4 separate regions of the Mus musculus genome follow, and all the other regions are linked to region 1. The links are chromatin loops, found by intact Hi-C in ENCODE. Cell type or tissue: heart. All regions are shown on one strand. Region 1 overlaps Tbc1d19 (TBC1 domain family, member 19). Region 2 has its middle 25 kb from the start of Gm30601. Region 3 overlaps Gm40305 (a long non-coding RNA gene). Region 4 overlaps Gm40305 (a long non-coding RNA gene).

The links. Peaks named below come from ENCODE experiments on the same cell type or tissue, not always from the same donor. Only the 100,000 strongest peaks of a DNase experiment are listed, where the experiment ranks them.
Region 2: a loop joins it to region 1, with 4 times the contacts of the local background. A loop is called at or near these places in 2 of 42 quality-filtered maps.
Region 3: a loop joins it to region 1, with 4 times the contacts of the local background. A loop is called at or near these places in 6 of 42 quality-filtered maps.
Region 4: it touches region 1 in a loop (2.9-fold over the local background); 6 of 42 quality-filtered maps call a loop at or near these places.

Annotation. Positions count from the first base shown.
Region 1 is chr5:53,868,728-53,876,727 of GRCm38, reverse strand. Tbc1d19 (TBC1 domain family, member 19) reads right to left here. Exons shown (of 21, transcript NM_144517.4): 14 at 4,391-4,475; 15 at 1,797-1,841. Among named protein-coding and RNA genes, the nearest start is that of Gm40305, 55 kb to the left of the region's middle. In heart, a CTCF peak has its summit at 4,610 (motif pointing left); no DNase peak of the experiment used is centred here.
Region 2 is chr5:53,965,774-53,973,773 of GRCm38, reverse strand. No RefSeq gene overlaps it. Among named protein-coding and RNA genes, the nearest start is that of Gm30601, 25 kb to the left of the region's middle. In heart, no CTCF peak of the experiment used is centred here; a DNase peak (open chromatin) is centred at 3,413.
Region 3 is chr5:53,945,024-53,953,023 of GRCm38, reverse strand. Gm40305 (a long non-coding RNA gene) reads right to left here. Exons shown (of 3, transcript XR_868426.1): 3 at 2,031-3,209. Among named protein-coding and RNA genes, the nearest start is that of Gm40305, 21 kb to the right of the region's middle. In heart, a CTCF peak has its summit at 78; DNase peaks (open chromatin) are centred at 2,623, 4,283 and 5,023; H3K27ac peaks cover 676 bases; H3K27me3 peaks cover 378 bases.
Region 4 is chr5:53,930,032-53,938,031 of GRCm38, reverse strand. It overlaps Gm40305 (a long non-coding RNA gene), which reads right to left. Exons shown (of 3, transcript XR_868426.1): 2 at 3,504-3,582. Among named protein-coding and RNA genes, the nearest start is that of Gm40305, 6.5 kb to the right of the region's middle. In heart, a CTCF peak has its summit at 7,969; DNase peaks (open chromatin) are centred at 651 and 4,181; H3K27me3 peaks cover 710 bases.

The DNA of each region.
Region 1 (8,000 bases):
AAAATTGTCCAAACCACTACAATAAAAACAGCATCTAAATGTGAATCCAGAGGTCATATTTAAAATAAAATTTTAATGAGTTTTTCCACTTCTATCTAAATTTATGTTCTAAGTAGATATGTGGTTAGTAGCACTTTAAATTTATTTAATTAATATAGATGATAAAAAGTTATCAACTTTATGCTTGCAAAGAGATTTAAAGGAATATATTTTTATTATTGTTTTCAAGAGCCTTCCCTCATTTTGTTATGAGGTTGTTCTGTGTGCTGTAAGATATTAGTAGCATCCATTCCCAAACTGGGATTTGGCTAAGTCTGCAGATAAGGCCAATGAGGTAACACAGTGCCGGTGTCAGTGTCTGTGGCTCAGGGAGAATAGTTGGATATTGATGTTAAATTTAAACAGTGAGGTGGGAGATGGTGATTTATGAAGCTAGGTAGTAGTAGACTGTATGGCACCGGTGAGACTCCAGGGGTCCCCCTGTGCATGTCACACTGAGAAGCCTGGGCATTAAACTTTCCAGCAGCACTAAGGAACTTTAAGAAAAATGGAAATTTTCCGGTTTTCATTTTGGATGTAGAACTGAGAACGACAGAGGCAAACCCAGAAAACTAGAAAAGATAGGGAGGACGCACCAATGTAGTTGGTCATTACACCCACACGGGCTACGGCAAGATCAGATGGTAGGTAAGGGTGAGAAAAAGACGACCCCAAAAGAAAGCAAAAGGCACAAGACATAGATGGGGTGGAGCAAGCCTGCACCATCTACAACTCTATCATGACTTCCAGGGTTCAGGGCTTGAGTGACTGGGTAGAGGAAAATGGCAGCTGACTGAGACAGGTTGTCTGCTTGCTATTTTGTTTTTCTCTTGAGGGGCACAGGAAAATATATATGCCCAGTTGGGCCACATTAGGTTTGAGGTAATCGTGGAAGAGGTTAGAACTAGAGAGAAATTTTTATAATTAGAGCCGGAGCAGGCAGGACACACCCGGCTCTCAGACTGCCCAATACTGCTAAACACCATCATCATGGCTGCACTTCCTGGACTCAAAGTGAAGCCCTGTTCTGGAGTCTCATAACATGCCTCATGTGATCATTATTCACATGCTAAGTTAATGAAACTCAAGGTCAGGGAAGCTGTGTAACTTACCGAGGGCAGGGGGTAAATTGACAGAGCTTGGATCTGAACCCAGATCCACTGAGTTACAATGCCCAAGTTCTTAACTCCTTTAAAGCAAAAGTTGTACCGGGTGTGGATTAATACCATCAGGACAAGGGTGTTATCTGCTGCCTGTGTAAGCACACTAAAAGACCTGTACAGTGAATGCCTAAGAGTAAAGACAGGGTCATATCACTTCTCAGCAAGTCAAGGATTTTCTTCACAATCTCCCTACTTAATAAATGCCACACTGGCCACCTATAAAGACACTAACTGCAACACAGGGCAGTCTGTTCCCCCCACTCCTGTGCTGTGCCAATGACACAACGAGAAGGTTCTAGTTGAACTGCTTAGTGTTCCTCAAGGAAAACCGCATGTCTTAGAGGTGGGCATTTACGCTGACTCAGCTTCTCACAAATCTTCTATTGATCCTAAGTAGAGCTGGAGATGTGCACAATTTGGCATTAAACTACACAAACATAGAGCAAGGCACTAAAATCCACCTTTCCCAGGAGGAAGGGTTATTTTAGATGATGATTTGTGTTCATTTTCAGGACAGAATGAGAAAGTTACATCCCCAGTACAAAAGCTGTTACTTTTCCATTTCCCTCCAGAGGAAGCAGAAGCATCACTCACCATTGGGCGGATAGAAAACAGCATATTCTTCTAATCCTAGTTTTCCTGTAAGGGAAAGCCATACACTCAGTAAAGTTTCAAAAAGCAACATTCTGTGAATGTCCAAATAAGTAGCGGATAATGAATGGAATTTTTAAAATAACCATAGTTCAACTTCATTTCATTTCAGGATATGGAATTAGTTGAAAATCTGTCAGCCAGTTGTCTGATACCAGCAAAGCCTTTTAACAATTAAACTCAATAATATTGATTAGACAATGTTTTCAAATGGTCTTAAGTACTGGAGAATAATTTATAAGCATAAAGTTATTTTTCTAAATTTAACAATCCTGTTTCTTAAAGCAAGTCTGAAGTCTTGCCATATCCTATTAGCTTATGTTTTTAGAAAATATGCTGAAGAGTTAAAAATTAACCATATCCTGACTCCCAACAGAGTTGATATGATTAGAGAAAAAGGGTAACCACTTAAAACAGAATGCTCTATAAAAGCTCCGTCTGTACTGTTCCGCAGCTTCTCACTCTTCCCATCTCCCACTGAATCACTTCATAATGTCATATCACCCTACCAAGCTAGAGTCGTCTGAAAGGAGCATCAACTGAAAAAATGGTGACCAGAGTGTAAGTAGACAAGCCTTACCAATCAGTGGGGGAAGGCCTAGCCGATTGTGGGTGGAGATAACCCTGGGCTGGTGGTCCTGCGTTCTATAAGAAAGCAGGCCCTGCAAGCCATGGAGCAAGCCAGTAGTGGGCACCCCTCCATGGCCTGTGCATCAGTCCTGGCGCTAGGTTCCTGCCCTGTGTGAGTTCCTAGCCTGACTTCCCTCAGTGATGAGCGGTGATATGGAAGTATAAGGCAGATGAGCCCTAGAGGGCTCCCTCCTTCCTCACCGTGCTGCTTTGTCATGGTGTCTCATGGTGTCTCATCGCAGCAACGGAAACCCTAACCAAGACCGCTGGCTTCCACCTTAACAGGATTCTTAAGAACCCTGAGTTATTAAAAAGACATCCATTCTTGCACTGGGATTTAAATTAAAATGTATTATTAAGGTTCTCTTTAAGTGGGTGTAAGAGAGAAACCAGGAATAAAAATAAAAAGTGGGGCTATCTTAGGCTAAGGTGGAGACACGCTGAGCTGGTCTTTGTGTGAGGAAAGAAGGGAATGATGAGAAAGAGACCCCCAACTGAGCACAGCAGCAGCACTGAGACACTGCACAGCAAACACAGGGCACAGCCCCCACCCACCCAGTGGTTACAATGCAGACCAAACCACAAATAATGCAATACATTTGCTGACTTCGTTAAATGGGCTTTAAGGGTTTCTGTGTCAAGGGAGGGAAACTGATGGTAGACTGGTAGACATGACATATAGGCTGGTCCACCAAGGGCCTATAATTTGTGGTAATGGAATATGAAGCTCTTCGTGCACTAAGGCTACTACGAATATAGCACATTGTGAGATTATCAGGGAAGGAAAGAAAGCTAGGTTAAGATGGTGTTTAGGTCATTAGGCAATTAAATTTTATGATCACTCTGTGTGCAGGATGAGATGGAAGGGTGTGTGTAGGGTACGTATATTTGTGTGTGTGTGTGTGTGTGTGTGTGTGTGTGTGTGTGTGTATGCATGTAGAGGCCAGAGAGCAAAGCCAGCTGTCTTCCTAGCTCACCCTCTACCTTGTTCTTTGACAATTTAGCTAGGCTGGCCAGCTAGTGAGCATCTGGGCCCAGTGCTAGGGCTATAGGCACGGTGCTCTGCCTGGCTTCACTGGGGAACCAAAGCCAGGCTCTCAGGTTTGCACCACAGGCACTTTATCCACTGAGCCATTTCCTTAGCCCAATAACCTCCTTAGATAAAAAGAAAAGCAATTTTTATGTATTCATTTCAGAAGCAAAGCAGCCCCTTATTGGGGGGAAGAGCCTGATTCCAACACAAGAAAACTGGGCTGTCCTAGGGCAAGAGGTACACCAAGCAGGCAGGGATAAAATCCTGAAGAAATGTTTATTCTTCATAGAAGCAGCAGAATGGCATCACACAAGCACAGCAGGGCAAAGGGATTTTAGTGTGCGGTATTGACTGCCCAGTGAAGAGAAGGGCTGAGGCTAGCTCAGTCTTCAGGGGAGGACAGCACACTGGAATAGTACAGGGGCATGCTGAGGCAGCTCGCAGTAGAGAGACCACAAGAATAGAATAAAGGGGTAATGTAGCACATCTACCACACCGTAATGTTTAAGTGTAGCCCAACTAGAATTCAAAGACCAACTTACTAAAAGAAAGTTAAGAAAATCTGAAAAGATAAATCTATGGCTATGGGTAGCAAGAAGAAGAAAACAACAGGTTTGGCACAAATGGGACAGAGGAGGCAGGAGATGTCAAGAACCAAAAAGACAATGGAAATGCAATCTCTGTCACTTCAGGAGAGGGTTCTGTGATCTGCCTGGGTGCTGACATTGAAAGGAAAGGCAGTAATTAGGACTGCAGAGAAATTAGAAATAATTTTCAACTTAAAATTGGAAATACCAATATAAAATATTCAAATGTTCTTGGAATGATCATGAAAGTCTTCAATAATTTCTCTTTAGAATTATTTAAATGTTACCTCTGATGTATGACTTCGGCGGTGAAGCACTGTTGTATGCAAAGTGGCCCAGTACAGACGTATCCCGTGAAAAGCAAAGTAACACCTGAACATGACATTGGAAAAATCAACAGTGAGCACTGCAACCCAACAACTGATGCTAATTCAATTAATTTTAATTTAATAAGGAGGTGGCGCTGGAGGAGACCTGCTCAGGTCAGTGCTGGGCTTTGCAATGGGAAGAGCGCCCTCTATTGGCACTCCTTCGTTAAATGTTCTCAGAGGGACTCCATGTGAAGGCTGCCCGTTCTCATACATTTCCCTATTTGCTCCCCAGACTTTGAAGCAGCAAACAAAAAAATGCTAACTATGTGCTAATTATCCTATGTTTTATCTGGAAATGAAAATCACATGTGAGAAACTTAACAGATGAGACTACATTGAGGTACCCATGGGCAATCACACACAAGCACAGAGGGGTCTATGAAACTGAAAGCAGACTTAATTGGTGTGCAGTTCATAGCTGGGCATGCCAAGAATGAGGAGAGGTCTCCATTCTTAATAAGGATGGCATCAGCAAAGGAAAGGTTTTCCCAATACAAGTAGAAGCTGGCTGTCCCAGCCAGCAAAGGCACATGCAACTCTATCAAGAGCTAAAACAGAGAGGGTACAGTCAGGACCAGGGCTTCCCAATAGAAGAAACTGAATTGCTGACACTAGCCTTAAATTTGAGGGCAGGAGTCCAGTCCTAGGAAGATGAAGGGACATTTAGAAGACCCAGGAGTCTATAAAAATACCACAAAAACTGGGGTGGGGTGGGAGGCAGAGGGGATGGGCACAGAATGGGGAGTGGATTAGAACCCATTGTGCCAGGGCACTTGTCCATCTAGACATTTTGCTGGACTTTAAACTGGAGCTCCACAGTTTATTAACTGAATGACAAGGGCCAGTGCCTGCACTTCTAAGTATCTGTGTTCTCATATGCAAGGTGAATGTAATAATGCTTCAATCAAAGTGTATTGTGGGGATTAATTGGTATATGGGAAGTGTTTAGAGTAGCACCTGGGATATCACACGATTAAAATGTTCTCTACAGTTATTACTACATTGCTATTAATTCTCTATATTCCGTTATTCTTGGCTCTTAATATATTTAATTTAGGATTTGTATATTTATAATGCTCAACCGTCATGCTTCTTCAACTTAAAACTTTATATATCTCCATTTCTGGAAAATACTCCAGCACTGGATTTTTGAATAATCCCCACTGTTCTCTATTTACCTTTATAGAACTTTATAATTATGACCTACACTTGTTCAACATGCCGTCCTTTTAAGTTATTCTTATCACTCTGAAATACTCTTTGGAGGACATCCACAGATTTCTAAAAATCAGTTGGCTCCCTTCTTTCGCTCTTACTACACGAAGCACAAACCTCAGGGTGAAGTAGGGGTACATCAAAAGAAAGACACAAACACAAAGCTCTGAAGGGAAGTGACAGACAGCAAGTGTGCTAAGTGATGACATCAACTGGTGCATTAAGTAGCAAGCATGGAGCAAGATAAAGGAGGCCCAGAGAAGGGCCTGGCAGTCTATAAGTTCAAGCTATGAGAATAGCAGCCTCCATATTGCACAAAGTAACTCTCTGGGACAACCCTACTACATTTAGCTCATTAATCTATCAATAGATACTGGTTCCAAACTGTGTTTATAGTTTTTCTAAGAGCTTAGATATAAATAGAAGATAAAGATCTAAACACTGGATCAAGCAAAACAGGATCTTAGTGTGGAAAGGGGGAAGTGAACAAAGCTCCCATTCCTAAGAAATTATCTCCAATCGATAGCCACTTACCAAGAAACATTATCTTTCTCCAGTGGAGTCTCACAGGCTATGTTAATACTACTTAAGGGTAGACCCTCTGCCCAGCAGTATATGTCCAACACAAAACAAACTTAATCATATTTTTGTAGATTTTCTTTGTCTAATGTTGCTTTGTTTGTTCCAGTTTTTGTTTTATTTTGTTATTTTGTTTGTTTTTTTTTGTTTTTGTCCTTCTGCTCTTTAGCTTGTATATCATGGCTTCTGATTTTGTGTTTTTATGGGTTCTGTTTTGAGCATGTGTGCCTAGTGTTTTCACTGCTTAATTTTGTTTTAATTGTCACTTCAGATTTGTTTGGTTTTGGAGAGAAAGGGGGGAGAGAGAGAGAAAGGGAGAGGGAGAGGGAGAGAGAGAGAAGGAGGGAAGGAGACAATGAGAATGAGAGAGTTGGGTGGGTGGGAAGTTGATCTGGAAGGGAAAAAACTTGATCAGAGAATATCCTATGATTTGTCAATTAAAATGAAAACAGATAAAAAAAAAAAAAAAAAAAAGAAAGTGGCTACTGAGAAGTGCCCTCTGACCAAACACTGAAAGAGCCTGAGAAACTTACTGAGAGGCTAACTGGGGAAGAGTACCCTGGGAGCGGGAGGCAACAGTTGGAACTTAGTTGAGAGAGGAGGCTCTGGGGCTGTGGAGATGGAGTATATATGCCTAGCAGTAGGAGCAGTTGCCTTTGCATCAATGGGCATGTTCTTAGCACTTAACAGTAAGGAACATTAATGTAACTAACTTACTATAAGAGAGTAAATGCTGGTATTACACAGATACTGCTATGCTGAGAAATACATTTCCTTTCTAGGATAAAAAAATGGATATTAGGTTGTCAATACTGACAATCATTGTCATTGGTTGCACACTTAGGAATGGATAAGGTGACAAACTTCATGTTTTGTTTTGTTTTGAACCACAACTTTAAAAATTCTAGTAAATCCAATTCAAAATAATGTTGGCATCTACTGAGGAAAAATTTTAATTTTAGCATTTTAATATAATGGGTATTTTCCAATAAGCAAAATCTTGGGCTCTAAACAACCATAAAGTTGTGAAATGTTATTGTACTGGCTAGTTTTGTGTCAACTTGACACAGGCTGGAGTTATCATAGAGAAATCAGCTTCAGTTGGGGAAATTCCTCCACAAGATCCAGCTGTAAGGCATTTTCTCAATTAGTGATCAAGGAGGGAGGTTCCCTTGTGGGTGTTCTATAAAAAAGCAGGTTGAGCAAGGTAGGGGAAGCAAGCCAGTAAGAAACACCCTTCCACAGCCTCTGCATCAGCTCCTGCTTCCTAACCTGCTTGAGTTCCAGTCCTGAATTCCTTGGTGATGAACAGCAGTGTGGACGTGTAAACTAAATAAGCCCTTTCCTCCTCAACTTTCTTCTTGGTCATGATGTTTGTGCAGGAATAGAAACCCTAAGACAGTTATTGAACCATTACATAATTTTAATCTTATCTCCTTGTGTATGCTGATTTTATTTACAATTTTTGAGATTATCATATCATTATAACATTCTCTCCTGTCTTTTTCTCTCTCCAATCCTTCCCAAATAGACCTCATCTTATTTCATTCAAATTCATGTCCTCTTTCTTTTTAACTGTCGTTATTTGTGTGTGTGTGTATTCCTAAATCTATAAATACAACCTACTCCATCCATATGTATGTGTATGTTTGCAGAGCCGACCCTGTGATATTGGATAACCAGCTGGTATACTTTTCCCTAGAGAAAAATATTTCTGATCTTAGCATTCCTT
Region 2 (8,000 bases), 97 kb before region 1:
AGCTAGAGAAAGTAGCCAAGGAGCTAAAGGGATCTGCAACCCTATAGGTGGAACAACATTATGAACTAACCAGTACCCCGGAGCTCTTGACTCTAGCTGCATATATATCAAAAGATGGCCTAGTCGGCCATCACTGGAAAGAGAGGCCCATTGGACTTGCAAACTTTATATGCCCCAGTACAGGGGAACACCAGGGCCAAAAAGGGGGAGTGGGTGGGCAGGGGAGTGGGGGTGGGTGGATATGGGGGACTTTTGGTATAGCATTGGAAATGTAAATGAGCTAAATACCTAATAAAAAATGGGAAAAAAAAATAAAATAGATTGGATCCCCCCCCCCAAAAAAAAAAAAAGAATATCAATTCCAGACCGGAAGTGGAAATTAACTGGGTTTTTTTTTTAAACTATTCACTGTGAAGTGTCACATGCAAATCTATCAATCTATTGGATATTCAAGTCCTCTACATAAAACTCTGTCATATTTCCACCTGATGTACTCTCATCTTTCTAAATTCTTTAGGTTATCTTTAACTTACTCTTACTCGCTGATGTAATGCAAATGCTATGCAAATTAGTGGCTCTGACATACTGTTTCTGGAATAATGTGAACAGAAGTTGGTACTCTATACATGCTTTGTTTTTCCCAAGCATCTTTGATGCTCGGCTGAGTCTATGGCTGGGATGATAATGAGAAGACATAGAAGGCTGACTGTATTTATTGCGGCTGCTGTTAGTGGTTAGAAAACTCAAGCAAGAACGAGACTAATTCAGGCAGTTTTATTTTATCCATGGAACATGGAATTATTTTATGGGAAGTTTTAAGACAGACCTGCTTATACTACAGAAACAAAACAGAATTACATGATCTGGAAGATACTGTAAAATCCCAGGAAACAATAAGACAGCCCAATTTTATTTTCTGAAATAAAACTACTCAATTCCTAAGATGCTATGATGAACAGGCAACATCTACCCCCCCCCCCCCACACACACACACACTTCATTGTTGGATACACTAATCTTTAAATAAACGATGACATCTGTTTCCACCTACTGCACCGATGTTTGGATGTTTAACAGGCTTGTTTGTTCGTAAGAATGAAATTGAAAAAGCTGATATTTCATTATGAACATATTTAGATTTGGATTTAGCCGGCTCTGCATTTTATGAAGTTCGATTTGATTAAGTAGATGTTAGACCTTAGCAGATTAAGTGGACCTTAGCAGAAGTATGAGGGCTTCATTCTTCTTTCTAGAAGCTACTGGGAAGGCTCTGATCTGTGAAAGGATCCTGAGATGTGGTTTAGGTTGGGTTCTGGAATCCTTATAAAGTCATCTGATTTAACTCTGCTTCATCAAGTTTGTCAAAGAGAAGAAGCCCTCTCTCGCTTCTGTGGCCAACAGAGGACTTTGGTCTACAGAGTTCCTCTGCAGTCTTTGATGTATTCGGAGCTCAGTACTTGTGATACCTGTCAGTGTACTTCTACAGCTTCAAGGGGCTGTAAAAATATACAGCACAAAGTTGCATGAGGAAAAGTGTGTGTGTGTGTGTGTGTGTGTGTGTGTGGCGGGGGGGGGGGGGCGACGACTCTTTTGCTCTGGTGTTTTCTTATGTTATGAAGTCGGGCCACCACCACCTTCACTTAGTAAATGCTAGAATTCCTTCAGAACTTTGAGATCGTATCTGGCACTGGGAACACCAGTCTTCGATGTTAATCCATAACTTTAGCACACCCAATAAACTGTAGATAGTCCCACAGACTCTGTGTTCACTGAAGTTCAAGCTTACAGGTCAGTAATCTAGGTCCATATAAATAAGATAGCAGTTGGCCTGGCCTAGGCCTATACAAGGTGGTATCATGGAATGTGTAAGTGAGTCTTCTGAGGGAACCGGTGGTGGGCAAGGGAAAGAAACCAACAGGGGGAAGAGGGAGGCCGTCCTCCTTACCTTCCTTCCTACTTGGATGATTTTGAGCCCTAAGAAATATGGGCTCTGTCTCTATTAAATAACTGAAGTAACCATGTGTGTGTGTGTGTGTGTGTGTGTGTTTCCTAAACATCAATAAACTTAACATCTTATAGAACATACAGTGTTGGCAATTCTTGGGGTTTTTGTTGTTATTGTTGTTGTTGTTATTGTTGTTTGTTTACTTGCTTGTTTCACGATCTCTCTTCCTTTCTTTATACACAGTGCAGTGCTGTGTGGGTCTTTATGTGAACCGTCTTTGTGCTAACCAGCCTTTCTAACTGACCATTCTCTTGCCCTCGACATGTCTTCTCTCCCCTTGCCTCCCCTCCCCTAGTAGGTGTGACTTTTCTATTCTCACCCTTGGTGATCTCATCGACTGTTGCATCTTGGATCTTTCTTCTCTGCCTATGATTATCAGACTGTGGTATGTAGAGTTAACCTCTTTGCCAACTAGTGGAAAGAGCTGAGAAATTGGAATTCAAATCAAATGAGATCACATGAATAGAGACTTAAAGTGCTGACTACAGATGCCTTTTCTGCCTTGCACAACTCCCCAGTCATTTCCATTCAGCCTTCCTGACATCACCGAATGACCCCCACCATCCAGTTAAATGGGGAGAATTGTGGCGTCGTCTCGGGTTTTCCCTTCTACTTATTACACCCAGCAAAGTGCCATAGCCTTTGAATACCAGTTTCTGATAGTCGTCTGTATCCCTTTTCTTCTTTCCTGACATTTAACCACAATCAGAAATATCTTCTCATGCGCATTTCCAATCTTAGCGTGTAATTCAAGACCCCGGTGAATCTCCAGTGTTAGCCAAAACCAGCACAAACTTTTCTACCAGTAGTTTGACTCTTTCTGTAACACAGACCTTTTCTGCTTCTGTAGCTTTTTATTATACTTCTCTTCAGCCTCCATGCTCTGGCCAAATTGAAAGATTTTGTGCTTGCCAAACCCCCTTCCAAACACTTAATAATGGGAAATCTGTTTGTGGTGATCTAGTGTATGGAATCCTTTTCTCTCTCTGCCCTTGCCCTGTCTCTGATGGGAGTATCAGGCTGGGTCTATGTAGGAGCATAGAAACTACTGTACAAGTTTCGAAGCAAGGAAACTTGCTATAGGTAGGCAATCATTTTCAGGATGGTTGAAAGATGGAGAGTAGAGAGAGAGGGCTGAGGAACAAAAAGGAGGCTGGGCCTGGGCATGCATAGGTTGAAGGCTTTGAATTCACACCTGCTGCTTGTCAATTCTAAGTGAGACAGAGAGGTGCTACCTGGAGTGGGCCTGTACTGTCTGTCACCCTGCTTGGGCTGCCCAAGTCTAGAGGCCGCACCCCTGAGCCAATCAAGCAGCTGCCAGCACGGTATCTCAAAGCCAGAGCTCTTCCTGAGCTCTCAGATTCCGTTCTGGACACGGCTGACAATGGAATATAGGAACTAGAGTTTTCAGACACCCATCCCCACCTCCACCCAGCAGAAGGATAGGAGGGAGCAGGGCCAACACAAATAGCACATGCTTCCTCAAGTGTCTCCCGACGCCGCCTCACCTCTTCCTGTTCCCTCCCACACTGCCAGCCAAAGGAAACCCCTCTCTTTTTTGAGTTGTGAACCTAAGCATCCTTTGACAAGATTTTAAGTTGATTTGTTGAAAAGCTACTCCACTCCCCGTTCTGTGAGTGATCTGTGCTGAAAATATATCTGTGGGGCAAGCTTGGCTTCCATCCCTCCAAAGTTTCATGGATTTTGAAGGTGTGGTTGGAGAAGACACAGTTTGACGTATGATCACAGGATAGTTTGCTGAGCACCAAAATAGAGGAGGTGAAAGCATCAGATTCCACACAAGAAAGGTTGGGGAGTACTTCCAGAGGAGGCTAAAATCTAAAGCCAAATAGATAAAGGCCAGGGAAAAAATGTTTTCCATAGAAAGAAGGGCATATATCAAGGACCACACATGGCAGAGAGAGAGAGAGAGAGAGAAAGAGAGAGAGAGAGAGAGAGAGAGAGAGAGAGAGCGCATCTCTATTCAGGAAAGAGAATGTGTATGGGTATGGGGAGAAGAGAAACAGCGTAATAGGAGAAAGAGGGCTTGAGAAAGCAGGGAGAGCCCTAGAAAGGTCTGGCTTGCAAGTCAATGAAGGTATTGGGTACAATGGGAAGCTGTCAAGAAGATTGTTAGGACAGGATATGACATAATCTGATATTCAATTTTTAGGAAATTTGTGTTGACTCTGATGGAGAGAATACACTGAAGAGAGTGAGGGGACCAACTAGGAAGTTGTCAGAGAAAGCCAGAATAGGGTCTGAGAAGAGGTCCTAGCTTTGGGAATAAATGAGTATCCTTCATGGGGTGTTTGGAAAATAGAGTTGAGATGAGGATGTAGGGTGTAGGCAGTCAAAGACCGGTCATCCAGGAGCTTTGCCTTGAAAACTTTCTTGGACAGAAATAGCTCCCCTATGAGGGAAAAATACACGAGAATGATATTTGGAGAGTGTATTGTCACAAACTCTGGAACTCATAACCATCCAAACGTACAACCTCATCAGTCTTGATGTCAGAAGTCTGTGTGGGTCTCACTGGCTGAACTATAATACCATGAAGGCTGCACTTCTCTGGGAGCCTCTAGCACAGAGGTCATTTTCTTGCCTCCTCCAGCTTCTCCAGCCCACCAGAATCCCTTTGCTCTTGGTGCCTCGTCAACCTTCAAAGCCACCACTAAATTCCTCTCTCTGACCCTGCTTAAGCTCTTGCAAGGACTCCATGATGGCATTGGGTCCACACACATACTCCAGGATCATTTTCTCATTTCAAGATCCTTGACTAACATCTGAAAAGTCTCTTTTGCCACTCACAATAAACAAACAGCCACAGGTCTCCGGAGCTTCTTGTTCTGCTCACGACAAGGAACGAAGCCACAGATACAAGTTTAGTTTTGCACATGTGGAATTGGTAAATATGGTGTGTCCAGTGACGATGGTGAATAAAAGCAGAATACGGGGCTTGCTGTCAAAAGGGGTCTGGGAAAGCACTTGCCTGGCCACCAGTCGACAGCAGAATGATTGACAGCATCTAGTATAAAGTTACACACCTACACACTTCCATTATCTATGGCACTTTTAAACAGTTCTTTGCCAACGGCGCCATCTGCTTTAACTTGCCGTTTGATCTCGAAAAGCTGCGCTTGGAGGTTAGATCCTTACGTCTTCTGCTACTCGGTATGCTTATGAGTGCCGAGCCTTCTGGAAAAGGCAAACCGAGAAGAATAGCAGTTGCCAGGGCCTGGGAGTGGCCAGAACAGCCAACTGCAAAGGGGTATGAGGGAAATATGATTTAATAACTCTGTCAAAACTTGTATGGCTATACACTGAAAATGGGTGCTTTCCATCCACAATAATATCTTGATGAACATGGCTCTTGGGAAATAAAAAAAGAAGGGGGAAACCCTTTCCTTCCTGCTGAGTCATGCCATGACTGTACCCCGATTTCTTTGGCCTTGTCCCTGAATAACGTATCATTCACGTTCATGTGACTAGTCCTGGTTCCCAGAAAGATGAAGCCCATCCTTGCTTACAGATGGTTGGTTTTCCTCACCTGACTCTCAGAACTCACTATATTGAGTGGAGTGTTTTAATCTAGAAGATCATTTTGGTTTTGACTAATTTTCCCTAGCTTTTGGCTTCTCTGGTGCCAGGCCTTTTTCTTTTCCCCATTTCCTCATACATACATAAATACATACATACATACATACATACATACATACATACATATAAAAAGTTTAAAAAACAGACTTCCACTATTGTTTATTGACCAAGGAGGTAAAATATAAATATCTACTGATTTCAAATGTGTGTTTGTGTGTGTGTGTGTGTGCGTGTGTGTGTGATGAAGAATGATGGTTGGCCTCCAGAAGAAAAGCAATGGTAGACTTCAAGGATCTCTCTCTCTCTCTCTCTCTCTCTCTCTCTCTCTCTCTCTTTCTCTCTCCTTTGACAAGCAACAGCCTGAGCCCAGCAGGCACCACCTGCTTGCCCATGCAGGGCCTGAGCCTGTTGTTCTGAGGTTATCAGGTTTCTAAAAAAAAAAAAAAAAAAAGCAGAGCCCTACCTGTGGAGGAAAAGGGAGGGGTTTCCCAACTGGAATGAGGCCTTGGGGTGAGAAGAGAGTCTTACAGCACTCACTTGCCAATAATCTGATTTCCTTGAGTTGCACAGAAAGATAAGTCACGGCTTAAAGAACCCAGTGTTATATTTAGCTTGTGCCTTGAGAGAGTCAAGCCTATGAAGTTCTTTATTTCTACTGTTGAGTGTTAATGTCACACAACCTTGTCCAAGACGTAGAAGTCACTGCTGAAATTTGCCTTCATTTCAACACATCCGCCATCAACACGATGGACCAGGCATTTTGTGCCTCTGAAGATGCTTGAAATCCGTCCATGCTGTAGTGGTAACAGACACGTGAAACTTGGTGTTCTTACTCAATAACTCCTTTAAACTTTGAGGACAGAGTTCAGCTACTAGTGCAAGGACAAAATAGGGTCTTCCACATTCACTTGTGTAAATCAAGTTTTATGGAAAAGCCTCTAGGCCTACATATTAGCTAAAACTACCTTTTCACTACAAGGGAAGACCTGTGTAGTTTCACTAGAGACAGCTTGACCTGAAAAGATGAGAGTCTTGATCATCTAATCCTTATCCCAGAGGGGATGACGTCTCATGCTCTACCAGGCCTGTGCTTACTTTTGAAGGCAAGAATGAAAGAAGAGCATCTAGGGTGCGGTAGTCTCTTGTCAGCATTTATTTTTGTTCTCAAAAGAAACTTAGGTAAAGGTTCCATTGCTCTCTTTGTGACATATAGCTTTTTTGCCTATGTATCCCAATAGTAAATCATTAAAATAACTATAGAAGAAGCTATCCTTAAACTGTGATGGCCTATAGACCCTTTGGGCACCTGCATAGACAAAATGATGTCTTCTTTGGGCCTAAAATGGGCAGGTGTACATACCAAGTTCACAGAGGTGTAGGCTAACCTGTCCTTGAAGGTTACTGCTTGGTGAAGGAAGTCTTCGAAGGCTAAGCCCTGGGTGGAGATTGAGAAGGTAGCTCAGTGGTAGAATACTTTTCGAGCATGTAGGAGGCCCTGAGTTCCATCCCAGCACCACAAACGACATTAACAAAGGCAATCAAGCAGGCCAATTTGAGGAGGGAACTGTGGGAGTCAAAAGTTAGACCAGGTTATCCCCAGCATCTGTGCAAAGTTACTTCAGAAGTGATCACTGTGCTGTATAAATCTGACATCTTAAGTGGTTTTAAGAATGAAGTAGTTCCAGTTCTCTGCAATCTTAGGCACCCAACGAAAACTTTTGAGAGCACGGAAATCGAAGATGCTACATGGGGTGATGCAGGGATGCCCAGCTGTAGATGATGGTAGAGGCCACCATTGGATAACAACCCAGATATATGCAAATACTGAACAACTTGAGAGTTCTCTGAGGCCGACACCTAACCTAATGGCGTCTATGGTGTGTGGTGGAAGTTAGTTTGGGAGAAATGTCTGCTCTGCAGAAGTCAGATGTCACACACATTCAAAGCAACAAATGCACTGAAAGATCACTAATCAAACGCAAGAGAAGAGGAGACCGAGGTCTGCCAGTGTGGGACTGCAATCCCTGCACTGAGAAAGCTGAGGCAGGAGAATCTTGAGGTCAGTCTGTGTTTAGGCATCAAGTTCCAGGCCAGCCGGAGTATGTTCACAAAATAAAATAAATAAGTTCAGTTAAATTACCATAAAGGCTGTGAACATAGCTTGGTGGTAGAGTGCTTGCCTAGCATAGTCAACCCCTAGACTCAATCTTCACACTGTTAAAGTAAACAAATGGATAGATGAACAAACGTAACGAACTGATACAATCTGGGGATTGCTGGTTAAAGTTTTGCTGAGGTGTTGAGGGCACTGTCCCTAAGTCCTGGTCAAACAAGGACATTTGCATTTGCCAATGGCCTTGTTTGCTCAGAGATGAAACGGGGGTGGGGGGTGGGG
Region 3 (8,000 bases), 76 kb before region 1:
GTTCCTTGCTATGCAACTCCAGGGAAGGACAAACAGCAGGTTTCGCTGTCCCCAGTGGTGGCCATTTGTGCTGTCTTCCATTATTTCCAGCTGGTTTGAGATCTCACCCTGTTTGCTCTGCAGCCGTGTATCCTTGGCCAACTGATGTAACTTCCTAATGACGTGTTTCCACCCCCTTCTTCCCTTCAAGAAGACTATTAACACTCTCTACATGGTGGCGGTAGTGAAACTTGAGTGTTTTTCTCCGAAGAAAAAGTGACCAACATACAATCAGTGGTTAACTAATAGTTGACTGTCAATCATATTCTGACTAATCTCTTACTTTGAGGTCTCAAAATATGGTCTTCTGATAGAAGCCCCTCTCATTTGAGCTCGGATGATGCAGGGGTGTGGCTTGTGGGGTGGAGGATCTGTGGTATTTGAGCGATGCTTGGCTTTGCAAGAATGAGACACAATGTGGCTCTTTTTATGGCTGCTGAGGGCCGTGATGCAAAGAGCATATTTTTATTGGCTTCGGAGGACGTTTCTTGACAGAGTATTGAACTCTTTTCCTTCCTGCTTTTATTTTTAGTATAATTTCAGATATGGAAAAGCTACTGAAATAGTATGGCTATTTTACTATGTATCAAGTGTTAACATTTACTAACTTTGTTTTACCCCCTTGCAGATACATATCACACATCTTGCTTCTGAACCTTTTGAGAAGCCCATTGCCATTTACGTGGCAAGTCCTCCAAAGTCCTGTATCAGGAAGTGTCACTATCCCAGGCAAGCTAAAAGGATTAGTCACTTTGGTGGTGTATCACTGTGCTGAAAACAACAACAAAATATGACTAATGGTCAAAGTCTGGACATTAACTTTGATACATGTTTTTCAGTCAATAGGTCTATTCTAGATTTTGGCAAGTTTTTCACTAATGTCCTTTATAAGCATAGAATCTTAGATGCATGAATCTGTGTTTTCTAGCCTGTTCTTTTCCATTCTGGCCCAGTCCCCCAATGCTTATTTTTCATATCATGGGTACTTGCAGAGAGAATGGGTCTAACATTATCTTCAGTGTTCTCAGCCTGTGGTTGCTTGGTGGTTTTTCTGATTGGATCCAGAGTACTTAGCTTTAGCAAAGAAATCGCAGTCCCATATGTACTAGGGTCAGTTTTTATCATTGTCAAGTAAATAAATAGCTTTGATCACTTGTTTGGGGGGATTCAGTCCTATAGTGGCTTTGCAAAATTGGTTTCTTCTTTGCAGTCAATAGGTGTGTAGTGGGAAGTTATTAGTATTTGGAGATTAATAAATACCCCGTTTCTCATTAGTTTCCCTCACCTGTATCACTATCAACTACTGACTTTTGCTTAAAACAGTTATTTTTTTTTTCTGATGAGTTAGTCAGTGATTGAATATTCTTTTTTTGAAAATAATTGACCGAGGAGTCTTTACTAGAAGAAACACAAGGGTTTATGGAGAAGACCAGCAACTTGAAGCTAATTATAGCACAATGCAATGAGTGCTTTATTAAAACAAACAAGCTACTAGCTTCTGGATAACTCTAGCACAACACCTGCCTTTGTAGACGAGGTTTTACTAGAACACAGTCATGCCCAGGTGCTGACTTCCCTGGTGCCCGTGACTGGCTACTTTTGTACTGTGGAGTTAGTTAGCAAGTTTTAACTAAAGTACATGACCCCACAACATCTAATGTAATTATCTACTTAACTTTTGAAAAAAAAAAAAGTGGGCTTAACCTGGATAAAAGTACCATGGATCCTGATCAGCTCTGTTTAATTCACATGGAGAGTCCTTGGAAAAAGGGATAATATCAAGTCCAAGTAATAACAGGTTTCTATATATACTACAGAGGAGAGTCATGTCTTCTCTTCCTTAAGGACCATAAACTCCTTGGAAAGATGAGGCAGAAGGACTGTCCTGAATTTAAATGTAACCTGGACTACATAGTAAATACCAGGCCAACCAGAGATATATAGAAAGAGTTTGTCTTGAAGAAGAAACAAACAAATAAAACCACATCAAGTAAGCAAGGAAAGAGATAGATTTTTTTTTAAATAAAAGGTATAACTACACATTAACAAGAATCAAGGAAACTATACCGAGTCATAATAACTAAAAACAATTATTACAATTAGCCTTATCTAATTTGTATTTCAAAATAATGCCAAAACATGGTAAAAAAAATTCTTTCAATACATCACATTCAATATAAACAAAACTCCAGGGATGAAAAGAATTTGAGCAACTCTCCAAATTTTGTAGCCTAAAACACAAAAATCTGTCTTGGCATTGGGTTTGGTGACTGCAAACAATAAATGTTATTGGGAGGCGAAGCATGTCAATTATTCATTTACATGTGAAAGCCCTTTTATTTCCAGAATGTATCTGCTTTCCTAAATCTCATCCACCTCCACACCTTGCAGCATTAGACCACACTGCTCAGAAAGCTGTATTTTGTGATAGGAAGAGGGAGTTCTGGAAAATCAATTAGGAACTCAAAAGTAACTTAATCTTGTTGATTGTTCTCTTGTGTGAGACACACCCATGCACTGCTTGGACCCGAGGGCCAGACTTACGTGATTCAAGTAGAGGGGACTGTGAAATGTCTGGGCGTTGGGAAGCCCGTGACTTGAAAGCAGACAGTGCAGTCTAAACACAGCCCAGAGTGTGGAAGGGAAGCAAGGCCAGATGCTAACACGCTGTGAGGGATTCGAAAGCCAAAGCAGCAAAGCTGCTGTCTCAGACACACCCAAGAGGGCGAGGGAAACTAACACAGGCATCCAAGGACCACAGCATCTCCAAATGGGCAAGCACAAAGCAGTGAAGCCCTCCTGAAGCCCAGCTGGGCATCCCAGTCATCTTGTTGACCACTTGGGTTTCAGCACAGAGTGTCAGTACACTTGGCTTTAAACAATGCTTATTCCCCTTTAGAGTCAGAGTAGGCTATCTGGGATAACTGCAGAGTGGGCTTTCCTTTAGAGCTTTCGCATTCCTTTATAGTTTCTAGGGCATTTTCACATATACCCATCGGCTTCGTCATTGCAGCATGCTCTGAAAAAGGCAAGACTGGCCTCTTCTTCCAGATAGGACAACTATGGACTAGAACACGAAGTGACTCTCCAAAGGCAGCCAGTCTTTAAAGGCATGTCTCTTGAACCCAGCCCAGTGCACTTCAAGGGCTTGAGCGCAGATTCATCAACTCCTATTGAGAGCAAAGTGATAGAGTACAGATGCAGAAGGAGCTAGAGAGGACCCTGGACAATCAGATGTGGTCATGCATGGCTAACCATCCTCCAACTTTCATAAAACTGCAACATCCTAAAAAATGTCTACTGCTATAATTAATTTGAAAATACTATATATAGACTCAGCCCATTAATCTGTTGTGTGTCTTACCTGTTCTGGAATTCAGAGTATTTTTTTTAATTCTAGAATGATACAATGTCTAACAGTGTACTTAAAGTTTCTGTTATCTTCTCATCAGGGTATAGAGGTAAAACCCTGTAATAAAACACACTGGTATTTTGGTTACAACAGATATGTAAAAATAATTACTTGGAGATAAATATTGACTCTAAATAAAGTCCCATTATTTCAGGTCAGTGTTTGCTGCCACGTGAATTTTGATGCTAAAGTTGTCCCGTAAATTGGCTTTAGAGCTTTTAGGATGCTGGGATTGGGGGTGAGGGATGTTTGAGCAGTGTTTGAACCTTCTAGGACTGTGTAGTCTTTTGTGGCCATCTTCCTGAATGCTGGCCATTCTAAACGCTTATTTTACTAACCGTTTTTTACATAGACAGAATTTTATCCATTCCTGAATTCTATAAAAATGAGAATTTACCTTCTAAAGTTTTCAAAATGTATGAGTCAAAAGATAGAAGAATGGGATACTTCACTTTATAACAGGCCTCTGTCCTGGAAATGAGTCACCAAGGGTTCTTTTAGAGCCAGCGTCCTGGTGGTGAGGGTTTGGCTTTGGGAACAGAAAGGTGGAGCTGCCCTTTTCCTGAGTAGCTGTGAATGCTCTGGAAAGCACACCCCGAAAGTGAAGAGGGCACCTCTGGGTCTTCACCCTCTGAGGTGTGGAACTAGTACCTCTGTGACTTAGCCAGCTATGGCTTCTTGGAAGTCAACGAGGACCTTTGGTAGCAGTTCCACTGGCAAGCGTCCTCACTCTGTAAAGCTCTGAAAACTCCAGTTCTCAGAAGGACTTAACAGGAAGCCTCGCCCAGTAGCAGAGGAAGCTGAGGAAGGAAGGAAAGATGGCAGGGCTGGGGGAGGGGCAGCAGTCTAAACAATGAATGAAGTCATGGCCTTGGAACTCTATGTGGTCAACGACACACCCCACTTGTGTGCCCCACTGGTCCAGAAGCTCAGTACAGCATCTTCTCTCTTGCTGGCCTGGCTCACTTCATTCTCAGGTTGGCCTAGAAATGTCCTCAGGGTCCTTGTCACTGGAGACTTCCTTTCCCTGTTCCTCTACACCTCCTCCAGTCTTTCTACTTAGCTTTCACCTCCTTCGTGACCTTCAAAAAAAAAAATCATTGCTTGTCTCTTCCTTAGGAAGTAACTGCTGTCATCTTCCCACGCCATCAACCCACGAAGTAGTTTACAATTTCCTCAGAATATCCACTGTATTTTATTCCTTAAGCAGGACCCTTTTATTCCTTCTACAGAATTAAATGGTTTTTTTTATTTACTAGATTGTTTTATCTATCAATCAAGCACTTATTCAAAACAAAAACAAAAACTGCCCTGTGTGTACAATGCTGTGTTGGGAATTTGTGGATAAATAAGGAAGTTTCTGTATTCAGGAGTTTACAATCCAGTGGAAGAAAAACGGGCACCATCAAAACAGGATTCACACCTCTCAGTTTTGGTGTCTGATTGTTGAAAGGTGGTCAGGGAAGACAGAAACCTTTAAGACGAGTGAGAGGCAGATGAATGTATGGCGGGTGGGTGAAGGCTATTCCCAGCAGAGAGAACAGCATGGCAGAGGGCCAGAAACTTGACGAGCAGACAGTGTTCCAAGAACTGCCTATAATTGAGTGTGGCTGGTGGATAGAAAGAAGGCAAATCAGAGGGTTCTGGGGAAGGGGAGGGGGAACGGACTGTGAACAGAGGCCTTGAGCATCAAGGGTTTTAATGGCCCTTGCAAAGGAATTCAGTCAGTTTAAGATTCCTGTGGGGCCTGTTTGGAAGGGGCTGTCATTCAGGCCGGAGGCTTCTTGGTTTGAGTTCTCACACAGCACAGTCTGAGACAGAGTGTCCTAGGCAGGTGGTTTCATTAGGAAGTGATCCTGGGACAAGCTGTCAGAGCCGTGCCTGCTATGGTTTGGGTGTGCACCTTCCTTATGCAAAGGTATATAACATCCCTGGGAGGTGCTGTGGGCCTTTAAGAAGCAGTGCCTCGTGGGAGGTCCTTAAGTCGTTGAAGGTGTGGGCTGTGAAACCTCATTCTTTTCTTCTTTTTCTGGCTCACTGACATGCTGTCATGATCTCCTGCTATCTATGTCTGGAAACTTCAGTAGAGGCTCAAAATAATTGGGTTGCCCAAGCATCGATTTGAGCCTCAAAAACTCAGGGCTAAACATGCTTTCATTTCTTCATTAGTATGTGTTAGGTATTTGTTGTGTCACTACAGACATGGCTAGTGGAGTGGGGGGTAGCGGTAGGTCAGGAAGTGATTCAGGATCAGGAGGGCTGGCAACTCAAGATATACCAGCAAGTAGCTTGTTGCTGTGAGGAGCTCAAGTCAGACCTCTGGAGAACTGTAGAAGTGCTTTGGACTCATCCTCGCCAGAATCAAAATGGCCCAGGAATCACTCACCAGGTCCCCTCCACTTTCCATTGAAAGCTGTTCTTTTGGGCCTGCCCTGTGTGACACACTCAGGAGAAAACCCCCTCAGACCATCATAGATGCTTGAAGAAGCCTTGGCTGGTGATAGGGATGTGGGCAGGACCTGAGCGTCTGCTACATATCTGGTTCTGCAGACAGGAGCTCATGGAGGGTTTAGGATCTTCACTATTGTAATGAGTCAGGGAAGGAAAGACGTGGTTACACTTCAGGGGATGACGGAAGAGAATGTGATGAAGGGAAGATTCACGGAGGTGTGGGTAGGCTGGCAGAGCCACAAGGAACAGGGGGTGCCCCTTACGTTAACACCAGTGGGAGGCCAGTCAGCTGCTGCTGCTATGCTGCCCCATCGGAAGAGGCGGTGCCCCACCTTCTCCCTACTCAGGTGGGGCAACTCTGCGGCTGGTCCTGTTTTCCAGAGCTCTGAGCCCGGCTGCTCCTCTACGCAAATTCATGCCCATCTGTATGCCTTGTGATGTTACCCTCCTTTCTCCTAACCCACCTCCCCACTCCCCTGCACCATCCTTCCCAGCATCACCTCCCAGTTAACCTACTTGGTGCACAAAGGTGAGCACTGCACTGGAGTCAAGAGAAAGAGGTTGCTCAATAAGGGTGTCACTTAGATAGAAAACTGCAGCGCTGCCAAGTTACAGCTTGGGTGGCAGGAAGCTGAAGGCAAAAAAACACTCTGTGCCTTTTCTTGTCCAGTTCCTCAGCCTTGGGTACTAAGAGCCAGAGGACAAGGAAGCCCCAGGACATGCTTGGTCCAAGAGAAGCATCTCCTGGGGCACTGAGGAGGGAGAGACGGGGAAGACAGTTGGCAATGCCCTTCTTTCACACTAGAGTGTGTCTTTGTAACCTCCCCATCTCCAGACATGTGCCAGAAAACACAACTTCATGAATGCACCAAGTTACTCAACAGCACCTTCTGTCTGTGGGTTTTTAATCACTCAGTCTTCACTGGCCTCAACATAGCTGGATCATACGGGCAGAGAAGGTGTTGATAGCCATTCTCTACTGAGCCAGGGCCTGAACCTTATCTGCCTTCGCAATCAAAGTCAAGTGTTCACTTCAGAACATCATGTGTTCCCAACAGACAGAAAGGGATTGCTACTGGGCAATGAGTGAGTCATTCAGGTCACCCTAATATCTTTATAATAGTTCAGATTATAAATTATTATCAATTTATGAATTATAAATTATTTGCAGCCAGAAATCAAATGCTTGATTTCCACAGATCATGCTTAGCCTTAAATTTCTTAATTTGACAATGACCAGAGTTAATGTGAGACTCTAAATGGGACCTAAGGTGAGAACATCTTACCTCATTAGCCAGAAGTTCACACCAGTCTCTACGGGGAGAAGGAGGCTGACGCAAATCAAATTGTTGAGTCCCAACTGCACATATGCTAGCATTTCACAGCCAGACAGATCAGGGTTATCTTGTGAAAGCTTACACAGCTTGATAGGGTGGACCCAGGAATGGCATATATGTCACAGTGACTCATGTCACCATCTTTTGTTTCAATATAGGTTTCTGATAGAGCACTGCCCAGAAAGTCACACTATGTATGTCAAGAAACACAACAGAAGTGATAAGCATCCTTAGAGGGATCATTTCAGAGCCTTCACAGTGTGAGGATGCTTCTTGCAGTGCTATGACATCTGCCCTACTGTCACCAGCGGGCTCTTGGGTGATGGCACCTGGCATCAGCAGCTGGCTTGTGAGCCCTTGTTCACTGCACAACCTTGGGGAAGTTGATCAAGCCCCTATAACTCAGTTTCCCCATCACCAAATTGGAGTGAATGGTCACTCTCAGGGTATAATAAGCACGGAATGAAATCAATGGTGCCAGGAATGGAGTAGAAGTTCGGTAAAAACCAAATGTGACCATTTGTTTTGGTCTGCATCACCCCTGTCCACCTGATAGTTTTGTTGAAAAATGCCCTCAACCCATAGCTTGCCACACCAAATACAGGGTTCACCAGGGGAGGTCAAGCAGTATGGGAAGAGAACAGAGGCGAGAAGGAGATGGGGCAGGGAGGGGTGCTGCAGCAGCTGGGTGCTTTTTGTGCCTTGAATGAATGGCACTACATGTGGATAGGACCAAATGAACTGGCCAGACAAGTGGCATG
Region 4 (8,000 bases), 61 kb before region 1:
TGTGATTATGCACCACATGTGTGCCTAGTGTCCACAGAAGTCATAAGATGGCATCAGATCACCTGACACTGGAAATACAGGTGGCTGTGAACTGCTACGTAAGTGCTGGGATCTGAACTTGGCTTTAGAGTAGTCGATGCGCGTAACCATTGAGCCATCTCTGCAGAACCTAACCATAGTGTTCTCGAAGCACATAACTACATTCTCAGCATAGACATCTTATTTCAATGGTCACAACTGTTATTTCATATTCTATTTTAATGAATTTGTTAGATTCCAAGAACAAGTACTAATAATACTTGTAACTTCATTTTCAGGCTCCTGGCTTCAATGGAGGCAAGTCTAGTTATTGTTATTTTGGTTTAATACGAAGCTGAGAGGTTGTTGCTTTAAAGGCATAGAGGAACTGAACCTTGGGGTTTCCTGTGATTCAATAGAAGCGTTTGTTCTTCTCTCCCACACCTATTTTAGATGTTCATTTCAAATTGCTTGTACAGTGCATCAAATGTATGGTATGCTGATTGTGGTAGACTGTTACTAAATCAACTGTACTTGCATATGTTTCCTGCCTCTTTGGGCTCTTCTTTCCCACATCGATTTCACACACGCATCTGACTCTAGCCAACTGGACATGGGCAGGCATGATGCAATCAGAGCCGGATAAGCAATTGCACAATAGAACTGGTGCTCTTGGAAGAGGTCTGCACTCAGAATCCTGTACAGTGTTGGAGGAAAGATTGGGCTAGTCTATGAATGATAAGAAGCTGTTTTGTCCCATTCAGCGACCATTATGTAAGTCACACAGTAACACTACATGGATGAGAATTCCTCATCTGAGTTCATCCAGGCCACAGAATCACACAGAGTAATAATATAGTGCATTAAATTAGTGATTCTCAACCTGTGAGTTGTGACCCCTTTGTGGGTGCCATGACCTTTTCACTGGGGTTGTTTATCAGATATCCTGCATATCAGATATTTACATTACGATTCAGAACAGTAGCCAAATTACAGTTATGGATTAGCAATGAAAATAATTTTGTGGTTGGGGGTCACCACAACATGAGGAACTGTATTAAGGGGTCACAGCATTAGGAAGGTTGAGAATCACCATTTTAAATTAGTTTATTTGATGTTTATAACCAAAAAAACACATCCCCGGGAGATTGTTGTAATAATGAACCATGGTGACAGATTTTTCTGATCTGAGGTAACCCCAAATATGTAACTGCTATCTTTTACTTACCACTCTTGATTAACTGCTAGACTCTTGTTGGGTGATTTATTTTCTCATTTAATTTTTGATAATTCTAATATTGTATTACAGAACTTAGGTTTCTCTGTGGCCCAGAGTTATCCAGGTTACATTTTAGCCATCGATTTTGAACAGTTAAACACTCGACTGTGAAACTGTCTGGTCATAAAACCTTCCAGTGTTGACATCATCCTTTCCAGATCCTCTAGAGGAACTCATGCTTAGAGTTTCTAGATTTTTGATATTTTTACATGTCACTTATAGAATATGCATGCTATATATTTTGAAATATTAATACTTAAGGCATTTTGCGACTCTCAGTTTCTTTCACGTATGTAATTGTGCCTCTTATTTCTAAGCTTTTGTGCTTTACTCTTTCTTTTTTAATACTTCTTTTTTTGGGAGGGTGTGTTGGGAGTTGATCTAGGGTCTTACACATTCTGATCAAATGTACCATTGAGTTATATTCATAACTCTTAGTGATTTCTTTTACCCTCTATGAAGATCTTCTAATCTATTTAGTAAGCTTTTCAAACACTTGAACGTGTGATGGATTTACTATTTATTATATGGCCTTTTAAATTTTTCATCTTTATTAATTTAATCTTTTTTTTTCTTTTTAAAAGTTCTATTTCAAAATTGAAAGCTTCACCAAGGAAGAACTTCAGTGCTCTGCCAGTCTCTTCCCTCCACCTTCACTCCCTGGGTGATCTTTTAAAAACAATCATCAAAATATTCATATTTTAATGGATAAATATTAAGTGGGGTGATAATTATTTCTTTTTTTATCTTTTTATTAGATATTTTCCTTATTTACATTTCAAATGTTATCCCCTTCCCTAGTTTCCCCTCCGAAAACCCCCTATTCCTGCTCACCAACCCACCCATTCCTGCTTCTTGGCCCTGGCATTCTCCTATACTGGGGCATATAAGCTTTACAGGACCAAAGGCCTCTCCTCCCATTGATGACCAACTAGGCCATGCTCTGCTACATATGCAGCTAGATATGCTGAGTTCCACCATGAGTTCCACCATGTGCTTTCTTTGGTTGGTGGTTTAGTCCCAGGAGCTCTCAGGGTACTGGTTAGGTCATATTGTTGTTCCCACTATGGGGCTCCAAACCCCTTCAGCTCCTTGGGTCCTTTCTCTAGTTCTTTCATTGGGGACTCTGTGCTTAGTGCAATGGTTGGCTGAGATTATCCACCTCTGTATTTGTCAGGCAATGGCAGAGCCTCTTAGGAGACAGCTATATCAGTCTCCTGTCAACAAGCTCTTGTTGGCATCCACAATAGAGTCTAGGTTTGGTGATTGTATATGGCATGGATCCCCCAGGTAGGACAGTCTCTGGATGGCCTTTCCTTCAGTCTCTGCTTCACACTATGTCTCTGTAACTCCTTCCATGGGTATTTTGTTCCCCCTTCTAAGAAGGACCGAAGCATCCACACTTCGGTCTTCCTTCTTCTTGAGTTTCATGTGTTTTGTGAATTGTATCTTGGGTATTCTGAGCTTCTGGGCTAATATCCACTTATCAGTGAGTGCATACAGCAGCAAGAATCCTTCAGGAAAGCAAGAACCTTTCCTTTATAAGAAAATTGGCCTCTGACTGGAGCCACACACCACATTCCAGTTGCTCCTGCAGCAGGCTGCTCCACTCTCTTTGGCAAGTGAGTATTAATTTTCCCTTTAGGACACCTGCTTCCCTGTGACCTCATCTCCATCCAAGTACAGGCTATGACTCAGGCCTAGCTAGTCATCATTCTCTATCCAGTTGGCCAGTGATTGACTCAGGAACTCAAGATGACCCAAAATGGGCCAATCAATCATCCTCCAAGGTTTTAATAAGAGCGATTTAGAAGGAGGCTGCTTTTGCCTTGGGATTTCAGATGATATGACCTAAGATTATTAAGAGCTGCCAGAGGTTGCCAGCCTTTATTGCCTGTAGAAAGGCATCTAAGAGCCATGAAAATGCACAGGAGGAGAGAGAAAATCTCTTCTTGACATCCTTAATGACATCAGTTGTACCATTGATCAGTATGCCTGGAGGTGATTAATTCTGTTTGAGCATCCTTGTTATAAGAGTAAATGTTCACCTTTGTTTAGTGGGCCTGAATGTGTGCCCTAACTCATAAGCTGAATTCTGACAAACACAGGAAACATGGTGTCTTAGTTAGGGTTTCTATTACTGTGAAGAGACACCACGACCATGCCAACTCTTATAAAAGAAAATGTGTCATTGGGGCCCGCTTACAGTTCAAAGGTTTAGTCCAGTATCATTACGGCAGAGAGACATGGAGCTGGAGGGGTAGCTGAGAGTTCTACATCCAGATCTTCAGACAGCAGGAAGAGAGAGAGAGAGAGAGAGAGAGAGAGAGAGAGAGAGAGAGAGAGATTGAGTCTGGCTTGAACTTATGAAACCTCAAAGCCCACCCCCAGTGACATACTTCCTCCAACAAGGCCACACCCTGTATGTAATAGTGCCACCCACTATAGACCTACGGGGGCCATTTTCATTCAACCACCACACATGGTATCAAGAAAACATGATCTGTCTATGAGAGTCAAGTCACCCCCCCCCCATACACACACACAGTTTAGATGTTACTATGTGGCCCTTCTATTTGTATCCTCACCGTCCCAGTCTCAGCTGGACAATCACCACTCCATCTTCCACATGACTTAGTTGCCCATGTCCTTTGATTGTTTAATGTTGGCATTAAGGATTAGAAATAAAAAAGTTTTTTTTTAAAAAAAGTCCAAGTATTTTTCATCTGAGAACTTGCTAGAGTTTGAACTTTCTAAAGGAGAAAGATAAGATTGTTCGTTATTGTTGCAGCGTCACCTTCTTCGTGGGTCTCTTTTCCTGGAAAGGCAGGAGGCTACATGAATCTAGTCAGGCCTGGCCTGCGTTGAGGAGAGGGAGCATCAGTCGAACAGCTGTGCTGTGGGCTGGAGGCCAAGAAAGCTCGGGCAACCGACAGGCTTGATCTAAACTCAGCTTCTCAGACAAGGCCTACATATCCTGTCCAGTGTTTGCAGGGAAATGGGACAAACACAGAATTTCTTCCTGCAGATTAATTTTTACTAAATGATTAGCAGGAATCAGATTACTCACAAATTAAGACAGTCCTCAGAACAAAAAGAACACACACTTATAGAAAATGTACTATCATGTCTGGCAGTTTTTGTCAATACATGTGATTATGATACACGTTTTCTTGCTTGAAGGAAACACCCTATTGGCCCAGTGTTTCTTTCCAGCCATGCCTTGGTGAGTTGATTTTATTATAGTATCCCTCATGGAACAGGTTGTGTCTGAGTTTTCTGTCTCCACTTCTCCTTATCCTGATCTTTCTCCAGCCCACTCATGTCAGTCTTGGCTTCTATTTTCTCTGGTTAAGTGTCTAGAAGATTCCATGTTTCTAATTCCAGTGGTCCATTTTCAGCCCTCAGTTGGCTGTTGACCTCTTCTGGAAGCACTTTTCTTCACTTGGCTCCCAGAACCCTACATTCTGCCAGGTATCCCTCCCAGTAGCCACCCCTTCTCTGGTTGGTCTCTTTTGTGTGTCCTTCTCATCTTCCAGACCCGTTACTATGGGGAGGAATTGCTTTTCTGATGTCTGTACTATCCATGTGTTCTGACCTATGATCCCAAATAGCTTCCCAACTTGAAATTCCATCTATATGCGGACATCTTCCAAATTTATTTCTCTGCCTGGACCTTTCCCCTGAATTCTCATTGCATACTTGTATCCCCATTTGGATGGGGAACATGCATCTCAGACTTAAGACCCAGAAAGGAGACTCACCCTCCCTTGGTAAGCCCGCTTCTGCTCTGTCTCATTAAGTCACAACAAGGCTTTCATATTTTTAGGCTTCAACCTATGGAGTCATTTTTTATTTCTATTTTACTCTTGAGCTCCCACCTCCAATCAGCCTCAAAATTTTCTGGCTCTATCCTCAAATATATGCAGGATTTGCACTCATGCCACCCTCAGTCTGGCCCACATCACCGTACTCTATCATCTCTTGCCAAGATTCCTGTCTTGGTCTCCTGGCTTTGTGCTTGGCCTGTGTTTGGCTGTCCTCCACCTAGCAACCGGTATGATTCTTTCGATATGTATGTCAGGTCCTCCATGACTTTCTCCTTGCTCAAAGTCAAAGGTAACCTCCCTCTGAAGCTCCCAAAGGCCTCACTCTGTGTTCCTCCTAACTTCTCGTCTGCCTGCCCCATCACTTTCTCTAGCCTTGGCATAAATGCTACTTTTCCATGAGTCTTCACCACCTGGCTTAAAATGCCCTCTTCCAATTGCATTCTAAAGCCACTACACTCCCCTGACCTGCTTTCCACTTATATTTATCACATTTAATATGCCATGACTTCACTTACCTATTCTCTAGTTTCTTTCATCAAAATGTAAGCTCCAGAGAGATTTGTTACCTGCTTTATTCACTACATTATTTCATAGTCCATAGCAAGTACCCATAAAAATATGGTACTCTAAGGAGCTGAGACCATCAGTAAAGAATGAATGTCACTGGCTTGTTCTGCTCTGCCATTTGGACCCTTTTCTAGAATAGCCTGGGATTCTCTGAGAAGCAGGGAGTGTGGCAAGAGGAAAGTGATAATAAAGAAGGACCTGGGGATGTACTAGGGAGCAAGGAGGACATGTGGGAGGTTGGACACATCTTCCTGGTGAGGAAGAAAAGACTAGATGACTCCGGGACTACTCTTTGTTCATGGGGACAAAAAGATGATACTACAAGGGAACCCCAGCATCTGCTGCAGAAGCATCACTCTCCAGAAGTCCAGCTTCCTGTGCTCACTCATCCCCACATAGGCAAGTATGTCGATGATTATTTAGGAGAAAAAAAGAGAAATTATTTCTGCATAAACACTATATTTGGTTGAGAATGAATGTTCTATCTGCCTCTTCTAAAAGTAGATCTCTCTGAAGGAACTTGCTTTTCTGTAAGGACCATGAAACTATATTAACAAATAATACTAATTCATGAATGAGCCAACATACTTTTCTATAACTTCATCTTTTGTTCCCAAATGTAAACTTTACAGCTATATACATATTTAATGTGTATTAAATATGTATACACACAGACACAAACACAGAGTGATTTATGAAATAAGACTGTGGGCAACTATCTTCGCAAACTCTCTATCTCTCTCTATTTTGGTCTTTCTCATTTTATTTATCTAGCCATACTTCACAATAACACATCTACATATAGAACACTTATTTATGCCCCAGGAATTGTTCTAGAGGCATTCCTATGTTAATTTATTTAAGACTACCAACAACCTTTTAAGGCATGATATCCTTTATAAAAATTCACCCTAAATGCTAAGCCTTTTAACGTAATACTTTTTTGTTTTTATTTTATTAATTTGTTTTTAACGTTTTTGTTTGTTTGTTTTTTAGTAGGTGTTCAGTGGAAATGTTTGGCAGTCAGCTTTCCATGTGACAGCTTGGGCCTAGGCTCTTTCACATTATGGTAGCTCCATCCCTTTCCAAGGCTCCCTGGGTCGGACACACCCTTGACCAGCAGGTGGTAGAGAGAGTGGAGGATCACATTCCATTGGCAAGAGAATCTATCTACACAGCAACCTTAACTGTAAGGAAAGCCGGACTGGGAGGACCCAGTGTGGTGGTGTGGCATGAATGTCCTAATTATCACTTGCCAGTCTCTGCCAATGGCAGATTCTTAGTGTTCACGCATAGGAAAACCAAAGTACAGAAGAGTGAGAAACTTGCCTAAAAGTTTGTCAGTGATGCGTCAGTGAGCTGGGTCCCGGCCCAAGAAGTCAGTCTCCATACGGGCCTCTGTCATTAGAGCTAGGGTAAGAATTCAGCCAATCATTTTAAGATGACAACTGGTCATCCAAATGAACGAGAGGGAGACCCCAAACTCTTGTTCCAGTTTATTTTCTTGATGCTCTTTTTCAAGTAGGCAGCCACCTGGGCCAGAGCTTGCCAATTCTCCCCACATTGACAGTGTCAGATAATTAAGCACCAGCTTTAGCAATCATGCATATCACCAAGAGATGTCCCTTTAATCTGGAGCTGTCCTGACAGGTAGGTGGGGCCTATGCAGAGGGAGGTTAGCTAGAAGGAGGGTGGGGCTCATGGCAAGAAGTCATGATCAGAATGTGTCTCGTGGGGTCAGGGGAGTAGAAGAACCCGGGACTCTCCTCTGGCGTGGACAGGGTATGTGCTGGTGGACAAATCACTGTGAGGAGTATATTGTGGGCAAAATGAGAAGTTGAGACTAGGTCAACAAATACTCAAGGTTCTTAAAACAATGTGTCTGATTGAAAAGGCGGAACCTGGCTGAGCATAGTGGAACATGGCTTTATTCCCAGGAGAGGTAGAGGCAGGTGCATCTCTGAGTTCAAGGCTAGCCTGGTCTACAGAGCAAGTTCCAGGACAGCCAGGGCTACACAAAGAAACCCTACTGGAGGAGGAGGAGGGAGAGGAAGAGGAGGAGGAGGAGGAAGAGGAGGAAGAGGAGAGAAAATAAGAAAGAAGGGCAGGTCTTCTTCCCTCCCACAAAATGGATTAATTGGCTCAAATCTTTAGAGCTTCCCTGAAGGGTATCCATGCTCTGCCCACTCAGGCTTTGTGAACAGTGAGCACTTTCACTTCTAAGGTGCTTGCTTCTCAAAGGCAGTGATCACCTGCCCTAGACTCTGCTGCCTCCTACAGAACGGAACTTCCGGGCATGCTCTAGG